Linked DNA regions of Homo sapiens: region 1 is linked to region 2. A link is an interaction called in ENCODE POLR2A ChIA-PET data of the cell type or tissue named here. Cell type or tissue: PC-9. All regions are shown on one strand. Links, peaks and the distances in the headings refer to the core of each region. The heading gives the core; the rest is flanking DNA. Region 1 holds the start of TNS4 (tensin 4). Region 2 has its middle 7.6 kb from the start of GJD3.

What was found. Peaks named below come from ENCODE experiments on the same cell type or tissue, not always from the same donor. Only the 100,000 strongest peaks of a DNase experiment are listed, where the experiment ranks them.
Region 1: POLR2A ChIA-PET joins it to region 2 with 19 read pairs; 4 of 35 experiments call an interaction of 5 or more read pairs at or near these places.

What each region holds. Positions count from the first base shown.
Region 1 is chr17:40,496,071-40,508,518 of GRCh38, forward strand. It overlaps TNS4 (tensin 4), which reads right to left and starts at 5,553. Exons shown (of 13, transcript NM_032865.6): 1 at 5,464-5,553; 2 at 1-450. The coding sequence starts at 355. RefSeq lists an enhancer at 3,095-3,966. In PC-9, for the core only: a CTCF peak has its summit at 3,587 (motif pointing right); DNase peaks (open chromatin) are centred at 1,791, 3,621 and 5,561; H3K4me3 peaks cover 3,926 bases; H3K27ac peaks cover 1,200 bases.
Region 2 is chr17:40,366,082-40,378,529 of GRCh38, forward strand. It overlaps the pseudogene PPIAP54 and the pseudogene RNA5SP441. Among named protein-coding and RNA genes, the nearest start is that of GJD3, 7.6 kb to the left of the region's middle. In PC-9, for the core only: no CTCF peak of the experiment used is centred there; a DNase peak (open chromatin) is centred at 6,630; H3K27ac peaks cover 796 bases.

The DNA.
Region 1 (12,448 bases), core at 1,367-9,366, 130 kb after region 2:
GCAGCTGGAAGGTGGGGTCCAGTTCCAGGATCATCTGATTGAGGCTCTCCAGTGAGAAGTCAATGTAGGAGTCAAGGTCCTCTGGGGTCCCCAAGGCCTTCTCACCAGGGGACGGCAGGAAGCAGGTGGCTTTGGCCTCCACCTGTGGGGCTTGCTGGAGTCGGCCAGGGGGCCCCATGCAGGGCACGGGGGCCATCAGGGCCTGGGCTCCCCAGCCTTCCGTGGTGTAGTAAGAACACTGGGGTGGCAGGCTGGGGCTGGGTGCTGGGTGCAGGGTCCTCCTGGGCTCATCACAAGGCGCCAAGCTGACAGCATGGCCTCCTGCCAGCAGTGGGCTGGACATCACCTGGGACATGGTGGGGGTGGTGACCTCTGCAGTTTACCTCTGGTCTTCAACCAGCCTCACTGACATCCCAGAGATCTCACTTGCTAACCAGGAGCTCCCAGGATCTGAAAGAGTCCAAGAGTGGGAACGGAGTAATTTCTGTAGGTGAAGCCCCTGCCTCCCACCCTCCGTACAAAGGCTAAGTTATTCATTCATTTAAAAGCATGGATGCTGGAGCCAGACCACCTGAGTTTGCAGCCTGGCTCCACCACCTACTAGCTGTATAACCTTGGGCAAGTTAATTGACTTCTCTGTGCCTCAGTTCCCTCGTCTATAAAACAAGTTAATCATTGTAATGTGCTTAGAACAGTGCCTGGCACATAATAAGCATTATGTAAGTGATCATTAAATAAAATAACTTCAGTAGATGTTTATTGAACATCTACTACATCCCAGGTGTGTTTATTAAGTAAATACTACCTAACGTTTGCTGAGTAATTATTATCCACATAAGCTCTGGTATTTTTAGATAAAGGCTTTAAAAATCCTTATAACAACTGTATAAGGTAGGTATTATTATCCCATTTTACAGGGAGAGAACTGAGGCACAGAGAGGTAGGTAACTTGCCCAAGGGTCACACTGCCAACAAGTGTAGAGAAGGACTGGGCCCTCGGCTGCCTGATGTCTGAGCACCTGCACTTGGGCCGGTTGGTGAAACAGACAAGTAAGTGGGTGAACAACTGTAAGCAGTGTCACGAGAGAGGAGGGAAGGGACAGTGCACTTTTCTAGTTCAGTGGGGAGGTTAGGGAGGTCTTCCTGGAGGAAGGGACACGCAAAGGGAGATAAGAAGGAAAAGCAAGAGGTAGCTGCGCAAGTTGAGTAGGGATGAGGAGGCAGAGAGGAAGATTTAAGTTAGAGGGGATGAGCTGGGCGTGATGGCTCACACCTGTAATCCCAGCACTTTGGGAGTCTGAGGTGGGCTGATCCCTTGAGGTCAGGAGTTCGAGACCAGCCTGGTGAACATGGTGAAACCCCATCTCTACTAAAAATATAAAAATTAGCTGGCATGATGGCACGTGCCTGTAATTCCAGCTACTCAGGAGACTGGGGCAGGAGGATTGCTTGAAGCTGGGAGGCAGAGGTTGCAGTGAGCCGAGATCGAGCCAATGCACTGCAGCCTGGATGACAGAGCAAGACTCTGTCTCTAACTAAACAAATAAACAAATAAATAAACAAAGTAGAGGGGACCATTTGTGCAAAAGTCTGGCCAGCAGGGAAGCTCACAAGACCCTATTGAGCACCTGAGTAACAGAGCACCTGGGGTGGGTGGAGGAGATGGGGCGGGGGAGGCAGGCTGGCCAGATCCCGTAGGGCCTTGCAGGCTGGGCTCAGGACTGCCAGCTCAACCCTGAGGGCAACAGGGAGGCTCTGAAAAGTTTTGAGCTGGGGAGTGACATCATCAGATGATATTCATTTCCTTGGGGCTCATTTGGGAAAGAGATGTCTCAACCTCCTCATTTTCCTTACTGTGAAAAGTCCTTTCCATTGTCTAACCTTAATGCCACATGCTAGTTTCTTGTAGGTGGGGCTTGGTAAGGAGGTAAGAAGTTCTGGGACTGAGGCTGCCAAGAAAACTGTACAGAGCTGCAATGTGCTGGTTACACTCCCATTGCCTGCTCTGAGCTTTGCTGCTGGTCCCCAGCCCCCACCAACACCCCCCAACTCTCTTTCTTCTCGTTGCCAAAACGCCTCCTTTACGTCCTGTTTTGGAGTCAGACCTTAGCACTGGAAAAGGTATCTGAGACTAGCCTGGGAGAAGAGAAAGTGGACTCTGGGATCCGAAGGTTTAGATTTGACTTCTAGCTCAAATAGCTCCTTATGGTGTGACTCTGACCCTGAGTTTCCTCATCTGTGAGATGGTAATGAGAATTCCTGCACCCTCCCAGAGAGTGTTATGGAACCAGTGAGGTGCTCCTTGTGAAGGTAGTTAGGCAATTCTAAATAGTACTTAGAAATAAGGACTTATGGAGTATAACAGCCTCATAATAGTAGCTTCCATTTATTGAGCGCTGACCATGTGCCAAATAGTTTACATACGAATTACATTGGTAACTCAATCCTCTCACAGCTCTAGGAAGTACTGCACCCTATTGTCAGTCCTCTTGTTTTTTTTTCTTGAGACAAGGTGTCGCTCTGTTGCCCAGGCTAGAGTGCAGTGGCACAGTCATGGCTCACTGCAGCCTTGACCTCCTGGGGCTCAAGCGATTCTCCCAGCTCACCCTCCCGAGTAGCTGGGACTACAGGCTTGTGCCCTATACCCAGAGAATTTTTTGTAGAAAGAGGGTCTCACTTTGTTGCCCAGGCTGGTCTTGAACTCCTGGGCTCAAGTGCTCCTCCTTCCTCGGCCTCCCAAAGTGCTAGGATTACAGGTGTGAGCCGCTGTGCCTGGCCTTATTTATTTATTTTGAGTTGTCAGTCCATTTTACAGATGAAGATGCTGAGACTCGGAGAGGTCAAGAAACACGCTTCACATCCAGAAAGATGGTGGAGCTGGGATTCAAACCCAGGTGTGGGATTTTGGAATCTTAATTCCTTATGCTAAGGGAGGAGACCACCCCTCATATTGTCTTATGCCCAATTTCTGCCTCCAAAGAAAGAAAAAGTAAAAACTAAAAGGCAGAAATGAAATCCACAAGCAGACAGCCCAGCGCCACACCCTGGGCCTGGTAGTTAAAGATCGACCCCTGACCTAATCGGTTATGTTATCTATAGATTACAGACATTGTATAGAAATGCACTGTGAAAATCCCTTTCCTGTTTTGTTCCCACGTAATTACCGGTGCGTGCAGCCCCCAGTCACGTACCCCCTGCTTGCTCAATTGATCACGACCCTCTCACACGCACCCCCTTAGAGTTGTGAGCCCTTAAAAGGGACAGGAAATGCTCACTCGGGGAGCTCGGCTCTTGAGACAGGAGTCTTGCTGATGCCCCCGGCCGAATAAACCCCTTCCTTCTTTAACTTGGTGTCTGAGGAGTTTTGTCTGCGGCTCGTCCTGCTACAATGCCACATGGAATTCAAGTGCAGAGGGACACCTGGGATCTAGAGAGGGGGCATGATTGGCTGAAGGTCGCACAGGTTTCATGAGAAAAGCCAGGGCCCCTTCCCCTCTCCTGCCTCCCCCAACGCCCGTGGCTCCGGTAGGTCTGATGCCAGACTTTTCCTTGGCCAGGTCCTGCAGGGGGCGGGGCATCCCGGGCACGGGAAGCTTTCTATAAATGGAAGTGGAAGGGAGCCGGCCTCTGCGCTCCCGCCCTCCCGGGACAGCTGAGGACACAGAGCCGGAACCACGGCTTTTTCCACACAGGCTCCAAGTGGACTGGGTTTGTTGGGACAGGATCTGGGCGCTCCCTGCAGGGTTTTCTGGCTGTGTCCTGCAGAGGAGGCTGGGGCTGCTGACTTTGCAGAGCTCAAGGAGGGCTGGGTGTCCCCTCGCAACCAGGACCCAGTATACCTGCTTACTAATTTGGACACAGCTTTTGTGCCACGCTGGGCAAGCGTCCTTTCCTCTCTGGGCAGACCTCAGTTGTCCCATCTGTGTGATGGGGATGTGATAATAACAGACACTGAACACCTTGCATTTTCTCAACAGCTCTCTGAGGAGGGTGCTATTGCTGCAGGGCTGGAGAGGTTGAGGAATTTGCCCAAGGTCATACAACCCCAACTGTGAATTGGGGTTTAAACCCAGGTGGTCTTGCTCCACGGTCCCACACTTTTAGCCTCTGCTGCTGCTTCACATATTTAAGAACCCTGTCCACCGCTGCCCCTTCTGGGATTCTGGAACCAAGAGGGACAGACCTGGAGCTGAGCAAAGGGCAGGCAGCCCCTACGCTCCTCTTCAGCCTCCCCTCACTTTTAAGGCTCTGCGTCGCCCTTGGATGTACCAAGGCAGGGCTCCATCTTACTCCTGTATTCCTGAATGCTGCCCCCTTCGCGGCCCCGCACACTCCTCTAACTTGCTCTTTCTTGCTGTAAGTGGTGGGGAGAGTCCCTGGGCCCGGGGCTCTGTGTGGTTGGGAGGCACGGGGCGGGGGCAAGGAGGGCTCCAGCCACCTCTGCTCTATTTGTAGGTGCCCCCTACCCGCTCCCACTTCTGATTCTGACTCAGATCTCTTTCTTTGTTCCCAAGGACTCTGGGGAGTCCTGGTGCCTTGGCAAATCCCCTCTTCCGTGTCATTGCCAACCTCTTCTCCTGACTTACTCTCTCCCAATGAGCCCAGGTCAGTGAAGGGAGAGGGTGGGGCAAGGGTAAAGCCTGAGTCTCCCCCAAAGCACTTTGCCTCATTAGCCCAATCTCCACTGCACCCCCTATTTTTGAAAACTGGCTCCCGATCTTCCCATCCCTCCCACCCAGACCCGGTGACGCAGGACGTGGACCTCAGGCAGGGACCCATAGGACCAGTGAAGGCCAGCCGCCCCATCTCCCAGTCCTGTCTACCTCTGAAGTGCCCAGAGGGCTCCCAGAGCGCTGGGAGGCGAGAGGCCTGGGTTCTGTGTCCAGTCCCTTTCCATGACCTCAGGCAAGCCTCTTCTCTGTGGCCCTCAGCTCTCTCATCTATTTGCCGAGGGGCACAGGTTTAGTTCCCTTGAACTGCTGAACTCCGCGGTCTGTGATCCTGAGACCATCTCTGTCTCATCCACATCCTCCACCCCATTTCTCCCCACCTTCACTCTGAGCCCTGAGAAATGGAGAAGCTGAAGACAAAAGGTTAAATGAGGCTGGGCTCACGCCTGTAATTCCAGCACTTTGGGAGGCTAAGGTGGGAGGATCACCTGAGGTCAGGAGTTTGAGACCAGCCTGGCCAACATGGTGAAACCGCGTCTCTACTAAACATAAGAAAATTAGCCGGGCATGGTGGCAAACATCTGTAATCCCTGTTACTTGGGAGGCTGAGGCAGGAGAATCGCTTGAACCCTGGAGGCAGACGTTGGCAGTGAGCCGAGATCGCGCCACTGCACTCCAGCTTGGGTGACAGAGCAAGACTCCATCTCAAAAAAAAAAAAAAAAATGTTTAAATGAATCAGGGCCAGCAAAGGTGCTCCGTGTTCCTCTCTTCTTAAAGAATAAAGGCACCTACCTGGTGTCCACAGGTGGGCAGACTGTTGCCTTCACTACTGGCTCCTGGGACCAAGACGACTCAGAGTCCAGGTGAAGAGTCAGGAGAGGCGCCAGTTCACCTCCAGACCTGCCTTAAAAGCAGCTTGCCCGCCTTCTCTCCTCCCCTCCGGGCGGGCCCTGCACGTGGCCCTGACAGCAGTAGGCCCCACCCCTGCTGGATCCAGTGAGCTCAGGTGGGGCTGGCACAGGCAGCAGGAAGGGAAGCACTGGGTGGTGGGTTTTGGGTCTGGGTGTGTGTGAGGGGCTCCCAAGTTCCTGCTTGGGCTTCTCGTGGCACCACATGGCCAGGGAGTCCTTGCTTGGACAGGGCATAGCTAGAATCAAGGTGTGCAGTGGGCACTCCTCAGGTGCTGGCTGGGGCAGAGGCCATGGGTTGGCAGAGCTGGCAGAGAGTGAGGGCCTTGACAAAGCAGGATGCCAGTGGGCAGGAGACCCTCTGCAGTCCCCCTTTGTGCTGGGTCACACTGGGACAGGCACAGGGTAAGGGCCCACTGGAAGTAAGGCTAGGCACGAGCTTGTCTTTTCTTCTTTCTCTCCTTTTACAGTAATGACTCTAGCTTGGGATGGGGCCTCTAACTCAAGGAAAGGAGGCTGAAGTGTCTGGAGGGCTTTGAGAAGGGGCTTATAGCTGTTCCTTCACTCATGGGCTATCTCTGTCCCTCGTCTGGTCTGTGCCCCAGGGTGGAAGTTCCCTGAGGGGAGGACATTGGAGGGTGAGATCAGGAAGCCCAGAAGTCTGGTCTGGTAGCTCCTTCTCCATGGTTCCAACTCTCTCCCTGTTCTAGAGGGGCAGGGGTCCTAGAATGTTGTAAGGAGGTGTTCAGACATGGTGAGGGGAGGGTGCTGATGGCAGAGCCTGGTCTGGGAGCGGTCTGAAGTGAGGGAGCTGGCGAAGTCTCCAGCCCAGGGACTCATGGTGATCCCAGTAGGCTAATCTCAGGGGTGGGTTGCCCCATGCCCCCATTATGCCCAGTGGAAGGGCTTCTGGCCTTACAGTTTTTGATGCCCTGGGGTTTCACTGAGGCATGGTGAACTAGTGCATGGGAGGCCGGTGAGCAAAGCTATGGAAAGTTATATAAGGTGCCCCTTCCTGATGGTGACATAAAAGGTGTCCCTAGGTGTCCATGCAGCCTTGTTGGCACATGGCTTGATGAGCAATTATGTCTTTGGATGAAAAATGTGGTGCTCCTGCCCTGGAGTGGATGTCACTGCACATGGCGGCTTCCCCCATGAGGCTGTGGCTCATGATTGTGGGAGAGTGGGAGGGGCGACTCGTGAGTTTCTTGAGTGGAAGGGGCAGGTTACAGTAGGGCGAAGTGTTGGGCAGAGACTGTGGCAACTCCGGGGTAACCCTGGCCATCTCCCCTGGGGCTGGTATGGATAGCCTCTGCAGTGGTTCTTCAGGGCCAGGGGGTCCTCCAGCCTTACAGACCCATACCTGGGGGTTATGGTCTTTCTTGGCAGATTGGCTCTTTTGTTTCACACCCAGCTGCTTCCTTTAGCTTAAGATGGTCTCAGAACAGTGATTTCAGCCCCAGCTGCCTCACAAACCCTGCCCAACACCACATCACTGCCCTTTGCCGTGATCATCAAGGGATGGATGGAGTGGCATTTCTTTATACATCTATAGATATGACATTTTTTCTTTAGCCTATGGATGTGATAGATTACATTAATTTACTTTTGAATTTTGAACCCTCCTTGCATACCTGGGATGAACCCCCTGGTCATGGTATATAATTCTTTTTTTTTTTGTGATGGGGTCTTGCTATGTTGCCCAGGCTGGTCTCAACCTCCCGGACTCAAGTGATCTTCCCACTTCAGACTTTGGAGTAGCTGGGATTACAGACATGTACCACTATGCCTGGGTCTGTATAATTCTTCTAATACATTGTTGGGTTCAATTTGCTAACATTTTGTGGAGGATTTTTGCATCTATGTTCATGAGTGATATTGGTGTCTAGTTTTCTTTTGTATCTCTGGTTTCAGCAATGCTGGCCTCATAAAATGAGTTGGGAAGTGTTCCTTCTGCTTCTATCTTCTGAAAGAGGTTGTAGAGAAGTGGTCCTATTTCTTCCTCAAATGTTTGGTAGATTTCACCAGTAAAACTGTCTGGTCCTGGTGCTTTCTGTTTTGGAAGGTTATTAATTATTAATTCAATTCTTTGCTAGATATAAGCCTATTCACAGCATTTCTTTTCAACCTCAAAATACACTATTTCCCTAGTTGACGGGGGCACCTTGTCCTACATCTACTCTTCTGAAAGAAGGGATTCCAAGTAGATTAAAAAAAAAAAGTCCAGCCTATATTTTGATGTATTCTGCATGTCTCTCACTAAGGGAGAGGGAAAATCAATTAAAGAAACCAAGAAATGGCCGGGTGCAGTGGCTCACGCCTGTAATCCCAGCACTTTGGGAGGCCGAGGTGGGTGGATCACGAGGTCAGGAGATCGAGATCATCCTGGCTAACACAGTGAAACCCCGTCTCTATTAAAATACAAAAAATGAGCCGGGCGTGGTGGCGGGTGCCTGCAGTCCCAGCTACTCGGGAGGCTGAGGCAGGAGAATGGCGTGAACCCAGGAGGCAGAGCTTGCAGTGAGCCGAGATCGCACCGCTGCACTCCAGCCTGGGTGACAGAGCAAGACTCCATCTCAAAAAAAAAAGAAACTAAGAAATGTAATTTCTGACTGAGTTTTTTTCTTGTAGAGAACCCACATTACTCATTCATTCAAAATACATTTATTTGGCTGGGTGTGGTGGCTCACGCCTGTAATCCCAGCACTTTGGGAGGGCACACTGCCGAGGTGGGCAGATCGCCTGAGATCAGGAGTTTGAGACCAGCCTGGCCAACATGGTGAAATCCCGTCTCTACTAAAACCACAAAAACTAGCCAGGCATGGTGGTGGGCACCTGTAATCCCAGCTACTCGGGAGGCTGAGGCAGGAGAATCTCCTGAACCTGGGAGGTGGAGGTTGCAGTGAGCTGAGATTACGCCACTGTACTCCAGCCTGGGTGTCAGAGTGAGACTCCATCTAGAACAAACAAACAAACAAATAAACAAAAAACAACAATTTATTGAGTGCCCCTGCATTCAGATGTTAGGATATAGAGATGAATGGGACAAGGCTCCTGCCCGCAAGGAGCACACTGTTCATGGGGGAGTATGACTCATAGACAGAAAGGCCCCCAAATCTCAGCCTGGTGCAACCAAGAGGCCTACAAAAGGCTGGAGCTGAGCCATCTTCTGTCAGCGTTAGTCGTGTGTGGATACGGAGCGCCTGAAATGTGGCTAGTCTAAACAAAGATGTGCTGTGGGTGCAAAATACAATTCAGATTTTAAAGACTCAGTATGAAAAATTATATGAAATATCTCAATAGTAATTGAATAATTTTTTTTTTTTCTAGAAATGCAGTAACATTATGTTGCCCAGGCTGGTCTCAAACTCCTGGCTTCAAGCTATACTCCCACCTCGGCCTCCCAAAGGGCTGGGATTACAGGCGTGAGCCACCATGCTTGCTCAGTAATTTTTTATATTGATTGTGTGTGGAAATGATGCTGTTTTATAGATACTGGGTTAAATAAAAACATTATTAAAATTAATTTCCTCTGCTTCTTTTTACTTTTTAAGATGTGTTTTATTAGTTTCTCGAGACTATCGTAACAAATTACCACAAACCTGATGCTTTAAAACAACAAACATTTATTCTGTCACAGTCTGGAGCCTGAAATTGGACAGAGCCATGCTCCTTTCAGGGATTGAAAGGGAGAATCCATTCCTTGCCTCTTCAAATTTCTGGTGGCTGTCCTGGAATTCCTGGGCTTGTGGCCACATCACTCCAGTCTCAGTCTGTGTCTTCACATCTCCTTCTCCTCTTCTGTCTGTCTAATCTCCCTTTGCCTCCCTTTTATTTTCTTTATTTTGAGAGAGGGTCTTGCTTTGTTTCTCAGGCTGAAGTGCAGTGGTACCATCATGGCTCACTGCAGCCTTGAACTCCCAGGCTCAAGCAATCCTCTTGCTTCAGCCTCCTGAGTAGGTGGGACTATAGGCACATGCCACCACACCCAGCTAAGCTTTTAATTTTTTTGTAGAGATGGAAGTCTCACTATTTTGTCCAGGTTGGTCTCAAACTCTTGGCCTCAACTGATCCTCCCACCTCAGCCTCCCGAGTTGCTGTGATTACAGGCCTGAGTCGCCACGCCCAGCTGGACACTGGGTATATTTTTTAGCAGCTGTTTTCTAACATCCAGTGTTCAGCTTTGTGGGCATGAAGAGCTTGTTGCTGAAACAACTTCCTGAATCAGTTGTGATGATGGTTCTTGAAGTCCACAGACCCTGAGCGGCTTCTGATTCTTTTATTTTTTTCTGAGATGGAGTCTTACTCTGTTGCCCAGGCTGGAGTGCAGTGGTGCGATCTCAGCTCACACTGCAACCTCCACTTCCTGGGTTCAAGCGATTCTCCTCAAGCCTCCCGAATAGCTGGGACTACAGGTGTGCGCCACCATGCCCAGATTTTTTTTTTTTTATATTTTTAGTAGAGACGGGGTTTTGCCATGTTGCTAGGCTGGTCTGGAACTCCTGACCTCAAGTGATCCGTCTGCCTCGGCCTCCCATAGTGCTGGGATTACAAGTGTGGGCCACTGTGCCCAGCCACTCCTGATTCCTTACTCTCCTGATGGTACCAGAGGGCAAGACTCCCAGGTGGGTTGCTCGGCCCCTGTGTTCTGGGAGCTATTCCTGCAGTGCAGCTTGCTCCTCTAGCCCTCTTGATCATTTTCTAAGGACAGAATACTGCATGAAATTCCTCTCTGCTTACACTAGCTAGTGTGGCTTCTGTTTCTTGCAGGTGACTGATGAGAATGGGTGGGGCCAGGGTATAGACTGGCCTGAGCAGTGGGAATTTTCTGTGGTGGGCAGTGGAGATACACGGGGAGCCTTTAAGCAGGGCAAGGTCAGGGAGGGAATGACATGAGCATATGTGTGCCTTAGGGAGGTTCTGTTGCTTCAGGGAGGTGCTGAGCCCCCTGAGAAGGTAGCAGAGGTGCAGACTTCACTGCTTTCTGGGAGTCCCTCTTCTTTGGGGTTAAGACAGACCCAAAAGATTGGAGAGAGATGTTCTTTGCCTCAATGGGGCAGGTCATTGACTTTGAGTGTTTAGCCTCCTGAGCATTCTAGGCTTTATTTGCAACATGCAAATCTAAAATGAATAGCAGGGAGGACTTTACAGTACAGAGGATAGTGAGAATTTTGGTAACCAAAAACCAGGCTCAGGATCAAGAGAGAACAGAGCAGGTAAAAGCTCGGCACTGGCGCTCTGGGTGTCTGAATTCACACTTAGTCTCCATTGCCAATTTACTGTGATACTCCAGGAAAGAGAGTTACCCTTTTAGGGCCTCTGAAGTCCCTCTGAGAGGGAGGAAAGTTTTCCTCCTCCTGTTGTGTAGGAGGGGTGAGGGGCAGTGGCGAGAGAGGTCCTTCTTTTTCCAGGGGAGGAGATGATGTTCTTTCCAATGGGGCTGCTCTCAGGTCTTATGCTTTTGGACCTCTGACCCCCCTAGCTATAAAATGCACATGCCTGGCCGGGCGCAGTGTCTCACACCTGTAATTCCAATACTTGGGGAGGCTGAGGCAGGTGGATCTGAGCCTCAGGAGTTTGAGACCAGCCTGGGCAACATGGTGAAACCCTTGTATCTCCTTAAAAAAAAAATTAGCTGGGAACAGTGGTGCCTGTCTGTAGTCCCAGCTACTTGGGAGGCTGAGGTGGGAGGATCACCTGAGCCCAGGTAGGCTGAGGCTGCAGTGAGCCATGATGGTGCCACTGCATTCCAGCCTGGGTGACAGAGTGAGACCCTATTTCAAAATAATAATAATAATAATAATAATAATAATAACAACACATGCCTGAAGCTCTAGTCAATGGCTTGCCTCTGCAGGGCAGGTAAAGTCCAATTCAGGAACATCTTTATTATGAAGGCTTACATCCAGGTCAGGGTGACCCCATTCATTCTCCAACCCCAGAATGGAGGGCCCCTCAGGCACTGCCGCATCCTCAGACTCAAACTCTGTTGTTCACACATCCCATCGGTAAAAAATGTTGAGCAGGCAACCTAACAACTATTTGTTTATAAATTACAGATATATAGGCCAGGTGTGGTGGCTCACGCCTATAATCCCAGCACTTTGGGAAACTGAGGTGGGTGGATCACTTGAGGTTAGGAGTTCAAGACCAGTCTGGCCAATATGGTGAAACCCCATCTCTACTAAAAATATAAGAATTAGCTGGATGTGGTGGTGCACGCTTGTAATCCCAGCTACTTGGGAGACTGAGGTGGGAGGATCACTTGAACCCAGGAGGTGGAGGTTGCAGTGAGCCAAGATCATGCCACTGCACTCTAGCCTGGATGACACAGCGAGACTCCATCTCAAAAAAAAACCCAAAAACATTAGGTACGTGGAACTTTACAAATTATATACATGAGCTATATATACATAAATATATTAGTATTTACATTACAAAAATATATGTACATTATAAAATATGTTATGCTCATTATACGTATATGTGTAAACTATATTATATACATTCTAAAATTTTAAATAAAGATGAAGAAAAAATACATTGAATCTTTTTCAATGATATATTTAAAAGTAATTTTATGGCATCTCATTTAATTAAAACCCTTTTGTTCTCACAATGAGAGCAACGTGATTGAATATGCTTGTTTATTTTTGAAACTCCTGGTTTGTGAAATCTGAAAACACTTTGTGGAACAGTGATTTGAATGTCTCATTCTAAATTCAGTTTATTTCAATATTCAGTTTTAATGGTTGTCACAGCTGAAAAGAAGGCCTCACGAAGATACCTAGATCCAGACGGATGGGGTGCATTGTGGGCTCAGCTCATTAAATCATGACATTAATTTTCAATTTTCAATTTCATCCACC
Region 2 (12,448 bases), core at 2,400-10,399:
GCCTCCCAAAGTGCTGGGATTACAGGCTTGAGTCACCGCGCCCGGCCTCATGTTATTTTATAATGTGAAAAATAGGACTTTTTCCCCCCAGAAGGCTCTGAATTGAGAGTTCCCTCCTACTGCCCTGGGTGGCGGGGGAAGCTGTTTTATGGAGAAGGGAGTAAGGGTGACCGACGGTGATCTGAGTGGTCAGGGAGGGGACACTCCAGGCTGAGATGTTTGGTTGTCTGCTCTGCCTTCCTAGGGGTCCGCCTGAGTGCATAGCAAAACCCGCTTCACCTATGCACCTGCTGGGCCAGTCCCCGTGTGGAACCCCGTTAGCTCCATATGCCAATGAGCTCATTCGATTCTCTGTCAATGGTGGCATGAGGGCACTATTTACACCAGGGGAAACTGAGACTCAGAGGGTCTAAGCCACTTGCCTGCTGTCGCGCAGCCGGTAAATAGCAGATCCAGGCCTATGCGAGGCCCAACTAGTTCTTGAGCCCAAGCTCTTGAGCCTTTCATGGAACTGTCCTCCATCCAGCCTGGCTGGGCTTCCCAGGTGCTGTCCCAGGGCCTGACAGTCCCCAGGAGGGGTTGCCTCTATGCCAGCCTTGTGTGGGGCTGGTGGGTGCAGGCACTGGAGGGAGGTCATGCCTGCCCCTCTGAAGAAGGGCAGCAGGACTCACCTCCTTGGTCACAGTTCCTCTCCCTATCAGCCATGGGTGCCTGTGTGGTTTTCCATATGCTGACGCAGACCCCCAGGTCCACTTTCAGGAAGGGGAAGGCACGTACCCTTCACCCACCACTCCCTCCAGCTCAGGGGCCCAGCCCCCGCAGGAAAAACTCTAGGTAAACTCCTGCTTGTGTGTGTTGGGGAACCCTCCTGCCCTCGTGCAGGCTTCCCTTGGGAGTGGGCCTGGGTGGGGGACGCTGCCCTGGAGAAAGTCCAAGGGAAAAAGCACATGCTGGAGCCCCAGATTCTGAAAACAGGATGTGGGTTGGGGGCGCTGCTGGCCTCACCCTCCCGACCTCCCTCTGCCCCTGGCAAAGCTGCTACCGGCCCCCTGCCCCCAGCCACAGGGGCTCAGGGTCACATCTCATCTCCCTTGACTGTCCAGGAATGGTCCCCACCCCGTCCTGTCCCGTGGCTCCTGCTGGGTCAGGCCATTGGCGCCACCTGGAAAAAGCCCATCAGCCCTGCGGGAATGGAAAGCAGCTGAGGCGGTGGGCCAGGGTGGGGTGGGAAGTGGAGAGCCTACAGTCACCCTGTGCTGTCTGCAGCCTGTGATGCCACAGGGCCAGACCCAGAGACTCTACAATCTCAGGCCCGGTCCTCCTTCCCTGATAGCGCCATCCAGCCTGAGAGGAGGTGTTGCTGACGCTGCCTCCATCTGGCAGCCGGTGGCCCATTCTCGGCCATGCCTAAAGACTGGGGCCGGGGGCTGGGTGCAGTGGCTCACGCCTGTAATCCCAGCACTTTGGGAGGCCGAGGCAGGCGGATCACAAGGTCAGGAGATCGAGACCATCCTGGCTAACACGGTGAAACCCCGTCTCTACTAAAAAATACAAAAAATTAGCCAGGTGTCGTGGCGGGCGCCTGTAGTCCCAGCTACTTGGGAGGCTGAGGCAGGAGAATGGCGTGAACCTGGGAGGCGGAGCTTGCAGTGAGCCGAGATGGCACCACTGCACTCCAGCCTGGGCAACAGAGCAAGACTCCATCTCAAAAAAAAAAAAAAAAAATCTGGGGCTGGGCTGAGAGGCCAATCCTGCCTCGCTCCGGTCTCTGTTCCAGACACCTCTCCCTGGCCATCGGATTGTGGGGCCACTGCTCATGTAAGACACACATAGGTGCACGTATGTGTTTGTACCCAGTAACTATCAGCCATGGTCAACCCCACCATGTTCTTCAACATCGCCGCTGGCAGTGAGCCCTTGGGCTGTGTCGCCTTCGAGCTGTTTGCAGACAAGTTTCCAAAGACAGCAGAAAACTTTGGTGCTCTGAGCACTGGAGAGAAAGGGTTTGGTTATAAGAGTTCCTGCTTTCACAGAATTATTCCAGGGTATATGTGTCAGGGTGGTGGCTTCACACGCCATAATGGCACTGGTGGCAAGTCCATCTGCAGGGAGAAATCTGATGATGAGAACTTCTTCCTGAAGCATACAGTCCTGGCATCTTGTCCATGGCAAATGCTGGACCCAACACAAACCGTTCCCAGTTTTTTATCTGCATTGCCAAGACTGAGTGGTTGGATGGCAAGGGTGTGGTCTTTGGCAAGGTGAAAGAAGGCATGAATATTGCAGAGGCCAGGGAGCGCTTTGGGTCCAGGAATGGCAAGACCAGCAAGATCACCATTGCTGACTGTGGGCAACTCTAATGAGTTTGACTTGTGTTTTATCTTAACCACCAGCCCATTCCTTCTGTAGCTCAGGAGAGCACCCTCCACCCCATTTGCTCACAGTATCCTAGAATCTTTGTGCTCTCGATCAGTTCGCTTTGAGTTCCCTGTTTTCCTTGTTCCTTTCCATGCCTAGCTGGATTGCAGAATTAAGCTTATGATTATGAAATAAAAACTAACTAAATAAATAAAAATAAATTATTTGTAAGGCCTGGCATGGTGGCTCATGCCTGTAATCCCAGCACTTTGGGAGGCCGAGGCGGGTAGATCACCTGAGGTCAGGAGTTCGAGACCAGCCTGGCCAACATGGTGAAATCCCGTCTCTACTAAAAAATACAAAAATTAGCTGGGCATGGTGGCACATGCCCGTATTCCCAGCTAGTCAGGAGAATTGCTTGAACTCAGGAGGTGGAGGTTGCAGTGAGCCAAGATCGTGCCACTGCAGGCCAACCTGGGCAACAGAGGGAGACTCTATCTCAAAAAAAAAAAATTATTTGTAGAGATGAGGGTCTTGCCATGTTGCCCAGGCTGGCCTGGAACTCCTGGGCTCAATTGATCCGCCAGCCTTGGCCTCTCAAAGTGCTAGGATCACAAGTATGAGCCACCATAACTGGCCACTTATTTTTTATTGTTATTTATTTATTTATTCTATTTACTGACATCCTTGAGCCATCACACTGCTGTTTTGTCTCCTGTGCCCTGCTAACATTTTAAAAAGTCCTTACAGAAATGCTGTCTTTTCGTGAGGCTTTCCCCAGCTGCCCTAGCAGAAATTTACCCCTCTGTTTCCTGTCCCTTCTCAGCTTTATTTCCTTTGTATTGACTACTACATAACTATACACACACACACACACACACACACACACACACACACACACACACATAGAGAGAGACGGAGCCTCACTCTGTCACCCAAGCTGGAGTGCAATGGCACGATCTCAGTTCACTGCAACCTCCGCCTCCCAGGTTCAAGCAGTTCTGCCTCAGCCTCCCGAGTAGCTGGGATTACAGGCACCCACCACAACGCCCGGCTAATTTTTGTATTTTTAGTAGTGACGAGGTTTCACCATGTTGGCCAGGCTGGTCTGGAACTCCTGACCTGAAATAATCCACCCGCCTAGGCCTCACAAAGTGCTGGGATTATAGGGGTGAGCCACCGCACCTGGCCAATTTTATCTTTTTCTTATGTATCCTGCTTAGCGTCCATCTCTCCCAATAGCACAGGTGATCCACAGGGAAGGAATTTTTGGTGCTCTGCTTACTGTCCCATCCCCAGCACCTAGAATGGTTGGGGGCACACAGTGGATGCTCAGTAGATGTTTGTTGGGTGGATGAATGAATGAAGTGGGTGGAAGTTTCTGCCCTAAGGTGATAAGAACTCTGAGTGTCTCAGGTCTCAACTGCTGGCTCTGGTCTCCTCTAGGGCTGTGGGCATTTAAGTGGCCAATCCAGTCTCAGGTCAGCAATCAGAATTTCCCATCCTAGATAGAAACAAGAACTCAAAAATGGATTCATGGTAAACACCTGCCCCCAGCTCGGCTGGCCTTGGGTCCATGCCTGGGTGGGAGAGGGAAGGGGTGGAGGGCGGCAGAGTTGGCTCTTCTTGGTCCCTTCTAGTCCTTCTGCACCCTCCCCAACCTGGCTGCAGCTTCTGACCCTTCATATTCTTCCCAGCGCCCCGAAAACCTTCCAGACCAGATGACTTCTGCCACCCCAGGGTGGCCCCACCTCCTGGCTCTTGCCTTGGAGCTTGCCTTTGGCTCCCTATGGACCCCTGGGGCCCTGCATTTTCAACACCTGGGACGCGCCTTCGCATCTAGCCTTTGCTCCCTCCTTTGGCTCCATGATTATTTAAGATTAGGTTTGGGGCCGGGTGCGGTGGCTCACGCCTGTAATCCCAGCACTTTGGGAGGCTGAGGCGGGCGGATCACGAGGTCAGGAGGTTGAGACCATCCTGGCTAACACACGGTAAAACCCCGTCTCTACTAAAAATACAAAAAAATTAGCCAGGCGTGGTGGCGGGCACCTGTAGTCCCAGCTATTTGGGGGGCTGAGGCAGGAGAATGGCGTGAACCCGGGAGGCAGAGGTTGCAGTGAGCCAAGATCGCGCCACTGCACTCCAGCCTGGATGACAGAGCGAGACTCTGTCTTAAAAAAAAAAAAAAAAGATTAGGTTTGGATGGAACAACAATTCCAAACAGTGGCTTAAGCAAGAGAGAAGTTTGTTTCTCTCTCACATAAAAACTCTGCCCCAGCTGGGTGCGGTGGCTCATGCCTATAATCCTAGCACTTTGGGAGGCCTAGAGGGGCGGATCACCTGAGGTCAGGAGTTCAAGACCAGCCTGGCCAACACGGTGAAACCCCATCTCTACTAAAAAATACAAAAATTAGCCGGGCGTGGTGGTGCACGCCTGTAATCCCAGCTACTCAGGAGGCTAAAGCAGGAGAATCGCTTGAACCCTGGGGCGGAAGTTGCAGTGAGCTGCGACATTGCACTCTAGCCTGGGCAACAGAGCGAAACGCAGTCTTAAAAAAATAAAGGGCTGGGCGCGGTGGCTCACACCTGTAATCCTAGCACTTTGGGAGGCCGAGGTGGGCGGATCACCTGAGGTCAGGAGTTCGAGACCAACCTGGCCAACATAGTGAAACCAGGTCTTTACCAATAGCCGGGCGTGGTGGCACGGGCCTGTAATCCCAGCTACTCGGGAGGCTGAGGCAGGGGAATCGCTTGAACTCAGGAGGCGGAGGTTGCAGTGCACCCAGATTGGGACACTGCACTCCAGCCTGGGCGACAGAGAGAGACTCCATCTCAAAAGAAAAAAAAAAAAAGAAAAAAAAGCCTGCCCCATGGAGTCCTCAGGGGCGCGGGCACCTCGCTGCCCCCGCCACAGCCCCATGCTGTCTCCCTCTCGCTCTCTCTCTCTCTCTCTCCCCCTGTCTCAGAAAAGGGCCAGGAAGTGGCCACTTTACCGATTTGCTCACATGTCATTGGGTAGGATGAGCCCCACGACCACACCTATCCGCAAGGGATGCTGGGAAATGTAGTCTTTATTCTTGTGCCCAGGAGGGAGCAGGGAGACTCCCTCGCTGTCACAGATCTGCTTCTGGCATTGGTCCCCCACGCTGACATGGGTCGTTGGACTCACTGGGTTCCTCCCAAGTCTTTGCCCCCATTAGCTGCTCTGGAGGAAGAAGGAAGCCTCCACAGTCTTGTCTGTCACCTTGTCCCTAGGCCCTTCCAAACCACTGCACCTCTGGGCTTTCCTTCACACCCCTCTGCCAAGCCTCATCCCTTCTTTACCGTCCTTGGGCAGAAGGGTCATTTCCTCCGAGGGGAGCTCCTGCGTTTTCGCCCATTTTTAGGTTGCACATGTAGCAACCTTGCTCTGGAAAGACAATGAGTGTACCTGAAGGTGGCTGGGGCCTGCGGTAGCCTCTTCTTAGTGACCAAGGGGCTTGGGAATCCCTTTCTTCCTTTCCTTGAAAGCCCTTCTTTTTCCTGAGTGAACTGACAGGTGAGAGAAATTGCTTTGGGATTGGGGCTGGGGCAGGGGAAGGATTTGAGTCATCAAGAGGCATTTTTCAGAGTCCCTCCCCTGCACCCCCCCCACCACCCCTTTGCCATGCAGCTCTGAATGGCCTGTGTTTTTGTACATGTCAAGATGTGTAAGCAATCACTATCACTGCCTGTAGCCTGGGGTCCCGATCCTTTTTCCATCACCCCAGCCTCATGATCCTGGACTTGGTCTGGGATGGAGAGTACTCCGAGATCCCTGCCCTTCCAGAGTCTCTCAAGGGGGACTAAGCAGGTCAGTAGTGCAATCAGGTCAGCTCAAGATCAGTGGACCCACAGACCACTGAAGCTCCCTGCCTGAAAACAATTCTGGACCCAAAGGGCTGTGCTTGGCACAGGCCCTGGAAAGTTACTAGGGGCAGAAGACAAGGTCATCTATGGATGGAGCTTCCTTTCTTCCACCTAAAAACTGTCAAGCGCATCCATGTGAAGAGACCACCAACAGGGTTTGTGTGAGCAACAAGGCTGTTTATTCACTTGGGTGCAAGTGGGCTGAGTCCGAAAAGAGAGTCAATGAAGAGAGATGGGGAAGGGGTTGCTTTATAGGAGTTGGGTAGGTAATGGAAAATTACAGTAAAAGGTGGTTATCTATTGTTAGCAGAGGAGGGGGTCACAAGGTACATGGTGGGGAGATTATAAGACTCATTGTCCAGAAGAAGAATGTCACAAGGCCGATTGATCAGTTAAGGTAGGGCAGGGACAAGTCACAATGGTGGAATGTTGTAATGTTGGTTAATCAGTTAAGGCAGGAACTGGCTGTTTCACTTCTTTTGTGGTTTTTCAGCTGCCCCAGACTTCTTGGCTCCTGCAGGCCATCTGGACGTGTATGTGCAGGTCACAGGGGTTATAATGGCTGAGCTTCGGCTCAGAGGCCTGACAAAAACACATTTATGGGTATAATATCTTTTTACACTCATCATGATGTATTGGAGCTACCTTGAGCCCAATGAAGATATCGTCTGTAATGGTTAATACTGAGGGTCAACTTGATTGGATTGAAGGATACAATCCTGGGTGTGTCTGTAAGGGTGTTGCCAAAGGAGATTAACATTTGAGTCAGTGGGCTGGGAAAGGCAGACCCACCCTTAATCTGGGTGGGCACAATCTAATTAGCTGCCAGCACGGCTAGAATATAAGCAGGCAGAAAAATGTGAAAAGAGTGACTGGCCTAGCCTCCCAGCCTACATCTTTCTCCCATGCTGGATGCTTCCTGCCCCCCAACTCCAAATTCTTCAGTTTTGGAACTTGGACTGGCTCTCCTTGCTTCTCAGCCTGCAGATATGGCCTATTGTGAGAACTTGTGATCATGTGAGTAAATACTTAATAAACTTCCCTTTATATATATCTATTCCATTAGTTCTGTCCCTCTAGAGAACCGTGACTAATACATTGTCTTACCCAAGAGAACACAAATCTGACTCCTGAAAGTACCGAGCAAGTAAGAGGGAATGTACCATGATGCAACTGCTTTGAAAACCAGCTCCTCAGTTTCTTATGAAGTTAAACATACACTTAACATGTGACTCGACAATTCCACTCCTACGTATCTACCCAAGAGAAATGACAAGTTATGTCTAGAAAAGGATATGTACTCTAATGCTTATTACAGCTTTATTCATAATGAGCCCAAACTGGAAACAGCCCAGATGTCCATCAACAGGTGAATGGAGAAACAAGATGATACCATGGAAAAATATTCAGCAATAAAAAAAAAAGAAGGGCCGGGGCCCTTGGTCTTGATCTCCTGACCTCATGATCTGCCCGCCTCAGCCTCCCAAAGTGCTGGGATTACAGGCGTGAGCCACCGCGCCCGGCCAACATGGATGCATTTCTAAAACATGCTGAATGAAAGAAGCCAGACACAAAAGCATACGTACTGTGATTTCATGTATATGAAGTTCTAGAATAGGTGAATGTAATCTGTAATGCTGGAAATCAAATTAGGGTTTTTCTGGGGCTAGGGGTTGAAGAGGCACATAAGAACTTTTTGAGGTGATAGAAATGCTTTATATCTTGATTGTGATTGCGGTTGTTCAAGTGGATACATTTACCATTTACAGCCATACCACCCTGAACTTGGAAGCTAAGCAGGGTTGGGTCTGGTTAGCACTTGGAAGGGAGGAGTTCACCTTTATCAAAAAGTCATCAATCTTTACACTTGGAATGAATGCATTTTATGGCCGGGCGCGGTGGCTCATGCCTGTAACCCCAGCACTTTGGGAGGCTGAATTGGGCGAATCACCTGAGGTAAGGAGTTCAAGACCAGCCTGGCCAACATGGTGAAACCCCATCTCCATTAAAATACAAAAATTAGCCAGGTGTGGTGGCGGGTGCCTGTGGTCCGAGCTACTCGGGAGGCTGAAGCAGGAGAATTGCTTCAACCCAGGAGGCAGAGATTGCAGTGAGCTGAGATTGCATCACTTCACTCCAGCCTGGGTGACAGAGTGAGACTCCGTCTGAAAAAAAAAAAAGAATGGGTGCATTTTATGTATGTAAATTACAACTCACGGTTGATTAAAAAGAAAAAAGCAATGCATATCTGTGCTGAAAATCATTGAGGTGACAATGAAAACAGAGAGTAAGACTTTCTCTAAGTCATCATTACACATCTCTCTCTCACCTCTCCGGTGGACTTCTTTCCTTCTTCTCCCCCTCCTCCTCCTTTTTGTCCTCCTACACTCCACACTGGTCACCCTCTCCTCTTTTGTTGACTGTCTTTTCCCTATTCTTTATGAAATAGGGTAATCTGGCTTGCTCCTGATGATGCAGGACAGGCAAGCCCCAAAAGTGAGGCTTAGCCCAAGAGAGTTTTTGGCTTTGCCCAGGAAAGAATTTAAGGGTGAGCTGGTGGTGTTAGCAATTTTTATTGACGCATTGATGCACAGCAGCAGCAGAGGTGCTGCTCCATGCGGAGCGGGGCTACCCCATAGGCAATGTGCCCAGAGAAGCAGCTCAGAGGCAGGTCTGCAGTCACATGCATACCCACTTTTAGTTATATGCAAATTAAGGGGAGGTTTATGCAGAAATTTTTAGGAAAAGGATGGTAACTTCCCGGTGGTTAGGTTGTTGCCATGGAAAGGGGCGGTAACTCCCCTGGGTGTTGCCATGGCAATGGGAAACTGACAGGGCCCACTGGTGGGCACTGACGGAAAGCTGCTTCCACTCATCCCTGTTTTAGCTAGTCCTCAATTTTGTCCGGTGTCCCAGGCCTGCCCGCAGAGTCGAGTCCCGCCTCCTACCTCACTATCAGTTTGAATTTCTAATGTTTGAGTTACACATTTTCCCCCCCTTTTTGTGGAGAATAGGTTCTAGCTATATTGCCCAGGCAGGTCTGAACTCCTGGGCTCAAGATATCTGCCCGCCTCTGCCTCTCTAAGAACTGGGATTCCAGGCGTGAGCCACAGCGCCCCGTGAGTTTCTAATGTTTGAAAGGGATTTTGAGCTCAAAATCAGTATCCTTGGGTTTGAATTTATTTACAGTTGATCAAAACTTTAAATTTTAAAAAATCCAATTTTTTCCTTTTAAGCCTTCAGGTCCAATTTACACAGTTTGTTATTCTAGTTATACATTTAATAATTTGGGGCCGGGCACGGTGGCTTACACCTGTAATCCCAGTGAGAGGTGACAGTGTGCTGGCAGCCCTTGCTCGCTCTGGGTGCCTCCTCTGCCTGGGCTCCCACTTCGGTGGCACTTGAGGAGCCCTTCAGCCCACCGCTGCACTGTGGGAGCCCCTTTCTGGGCTGGCCAAGGTCGGAGCCGGCTCCCTCAGCTTGCAGGGAGGTGTGGAGGGAGAGGCGCAAGCAGGAACCGGGGCTGCACGCTCGGCCCTTGTGGGCCAGCTGGAGTTCCGGGTGGGCGTGGACTTGGCAGGCCTTGCACTCGCACTCAGAGCGGCCTGCCGGCCCTGCTGGCCCCGGGCAATGAGGGGCTTAGCATCCGGGCCAGCGGCTGCAGAGGGTGTGCTGGGTTCCCCAGCAGTGCCGGCCCACTGGCACTGTGCTCCATTTCTTGCTGGGCCTTAGCTGCCTCCCCACGGGGCAGGGCTCGGGACCTGCAGCCTGCCATGCCTGAGCCTCCCCTCCTGTGGGCTCCTGTGCGGCCCAAGCCTCCTCGACGAGCACTGCCTCCTGCTCCACGCACCCAGTCCCATCGACCACCCAAGGGCTGAGGAGTGCAGGCACACGGCACGGGACTGGCAGGCAGCTCCACCTGCAGCCCTGGTGCGGGATCCACTGGGTGAAGCCAGCTAGGCTCCTGAGTCTGGTGGGGACTTGGAGAACCTTTATGTCTAGGCTAGGGGATTGTAAATACACCAATTGGCACTCTGTATCTGGCTCAGGGTTTGTGAATGCACCAATCGACACTCTGTATCTAGCTACTCTGGTGGAGACTTGGAGAACCTTTATGTCTAGCTAAGGGATTGTAAATACACCAATCATCACTCTGTATCTAGCTCAAGGTTTGTAAACACACCAGTCAGCACCCTGTGTCTAGCTCAGGGTTTGTGAATGCACCAATTGACACTTTGTATCTAGCTACTCTGGTGGGGACTTGGAGAACCTTTGTGTGGACACTCTGTATCTAGCTAATCTAGTGGGGACATGGAGAACTTTTTTGTCTAGCTCAGGGATTGTAAACGCACCAATCAGCACCCTGTCAAAAACGGACCAATCAGCTCTCTGTAAAATGGACCAATCGGCTCTCTGTAAAATGGACCAATCGGCTCTCTGTAAAATGGACCAATCAGCAGGATATGGGTGGGGCCAGATAAGAGAATAAAAGCAGGCTGCTGGAGCCAACAGTGGCAACCCGCTGAGATCACCTTCCACATTGTGGAAGATTTGTTGTTGTACGGTTTTCAGGTTGTACAGATCTTACTGCTGTCTCTCTTTGGGTCCACATTGCCTTTATGAGCTGTAACACTCATCTGGAAGGTCTGCGTCTTCACTCTTGAAGCCAGTGAGGCCATGAACTCACCAGGAGGAATGAATAACTCCACACGCGCCCCCTTAAGAGCTGTAACACTCACCGCGAAGGTCCGCAGCTTCAGTCCTCAGCCAGCGAAACCACAAACCCACCAGAAGGAAGAAACTCCAAACACATCCAAACAGCAGAAGGCAGCAGAAGGAACGAACTCCGCACACACTGTTTTTAAGAACTGTGACACTCACCGCGAGGGTGCACAGCTTCATTCTTTAAGTCAGTGAGACCAAGAACCCACCAATTCCGCACCCACCAGCACTTTGGGAGGTCGAGGCCAGCGGATTGTCTGAGCTGAAGAGTTCGAGATCAATCTGGGTAATACGGTGAAACCCAATCTTTACTAAAATACAAAAAATTAGCGGGGAATGGCGGCCTGCGCCTGTAATCCCACTCCGGAGGCTGAGGCGGAAGAATTGTTTGAACCTGGGCGGTGGAGGTTGCAGTGAACTGAGATTGTGCCATTGCACTCCAACGTGGGCAACAGCAAGACTGTCTCTCAACAAAATAATAATAAGAATAATCACTTTCACGTATTATCTAATTTTTAATTACCTCACTTTTGAGAAGTCAAATTTGCCTAAGCATAAAACATCTAATTGATTACATTTCTAAACACTTCTAATGCCTGAGGGGGCAGACGTGCAACTCTAAAAAAACAATATCTTCCTATGCATTAAAACAACTTGTAAAGCAAATAAACCAAATTTACCAATGTGGTAATTCATGTGCTTTTTTTTTTTTTTTTTTTTTTTTTTTTTTTTTTTTTTTTGGGGTTGGAGTAGCCTTGCTCTGTCTCCCAGGCTGGAGTGCAGTGGCACGATCTCAGCTCACTGCAACCTCCACCACCCACGTTCAAGCGATTATCCTGCTTCATCCACCCCAGTAGCTGGGACTACAGGCTTGCGCCACCATGTCCGGATGTCCGGCTAATTTTTGTAGTTTCAGTAGAGACAGGATTTCACCGTATTGGTGAGGCTGGTCTCGAACTCCTGACCTCAAATGATCCTCCCACCTCGGCGTCCCAAACTGCTGGAATTACAGGCGTGAGCCACCGCACCCCGCCCTAATTCAGGTTCTTTTAAGTTTTACAAAAATGTTATAATGTTTACAAATTTAATCAAGTTCCTTAAGCCTTTCAATGTTAAATCATACCTAGAAAATTGTGCATTTAAATTGAAAAAAACAGCTGGGTTCCAAGATTTGAGGGAGAGTAAAAACCAAAACCAAAAGAAACAGCTGGGTGTAGGCGTGGTGGCAAGTGTCTGTAGTCCCAGCTACACAGGAGGCCTAGATGAGAGGATCATTTGAGCCCAGGTAGTAGAGGCTGCAGTGAGCCATAGCCGTGCCATTGCATTCCAGCCCGGGTGACAGAGCAAGACTCTTGTCTCTTAAAAAAAATTGAAATTACAAGGCAAATCTGAAAGATTCTCTAATGTGACAGGTTGAAAGAATGTTACGTTCTCTTAAACATTAGAGACATTTAAAATATGCAATACAGACACATTATCC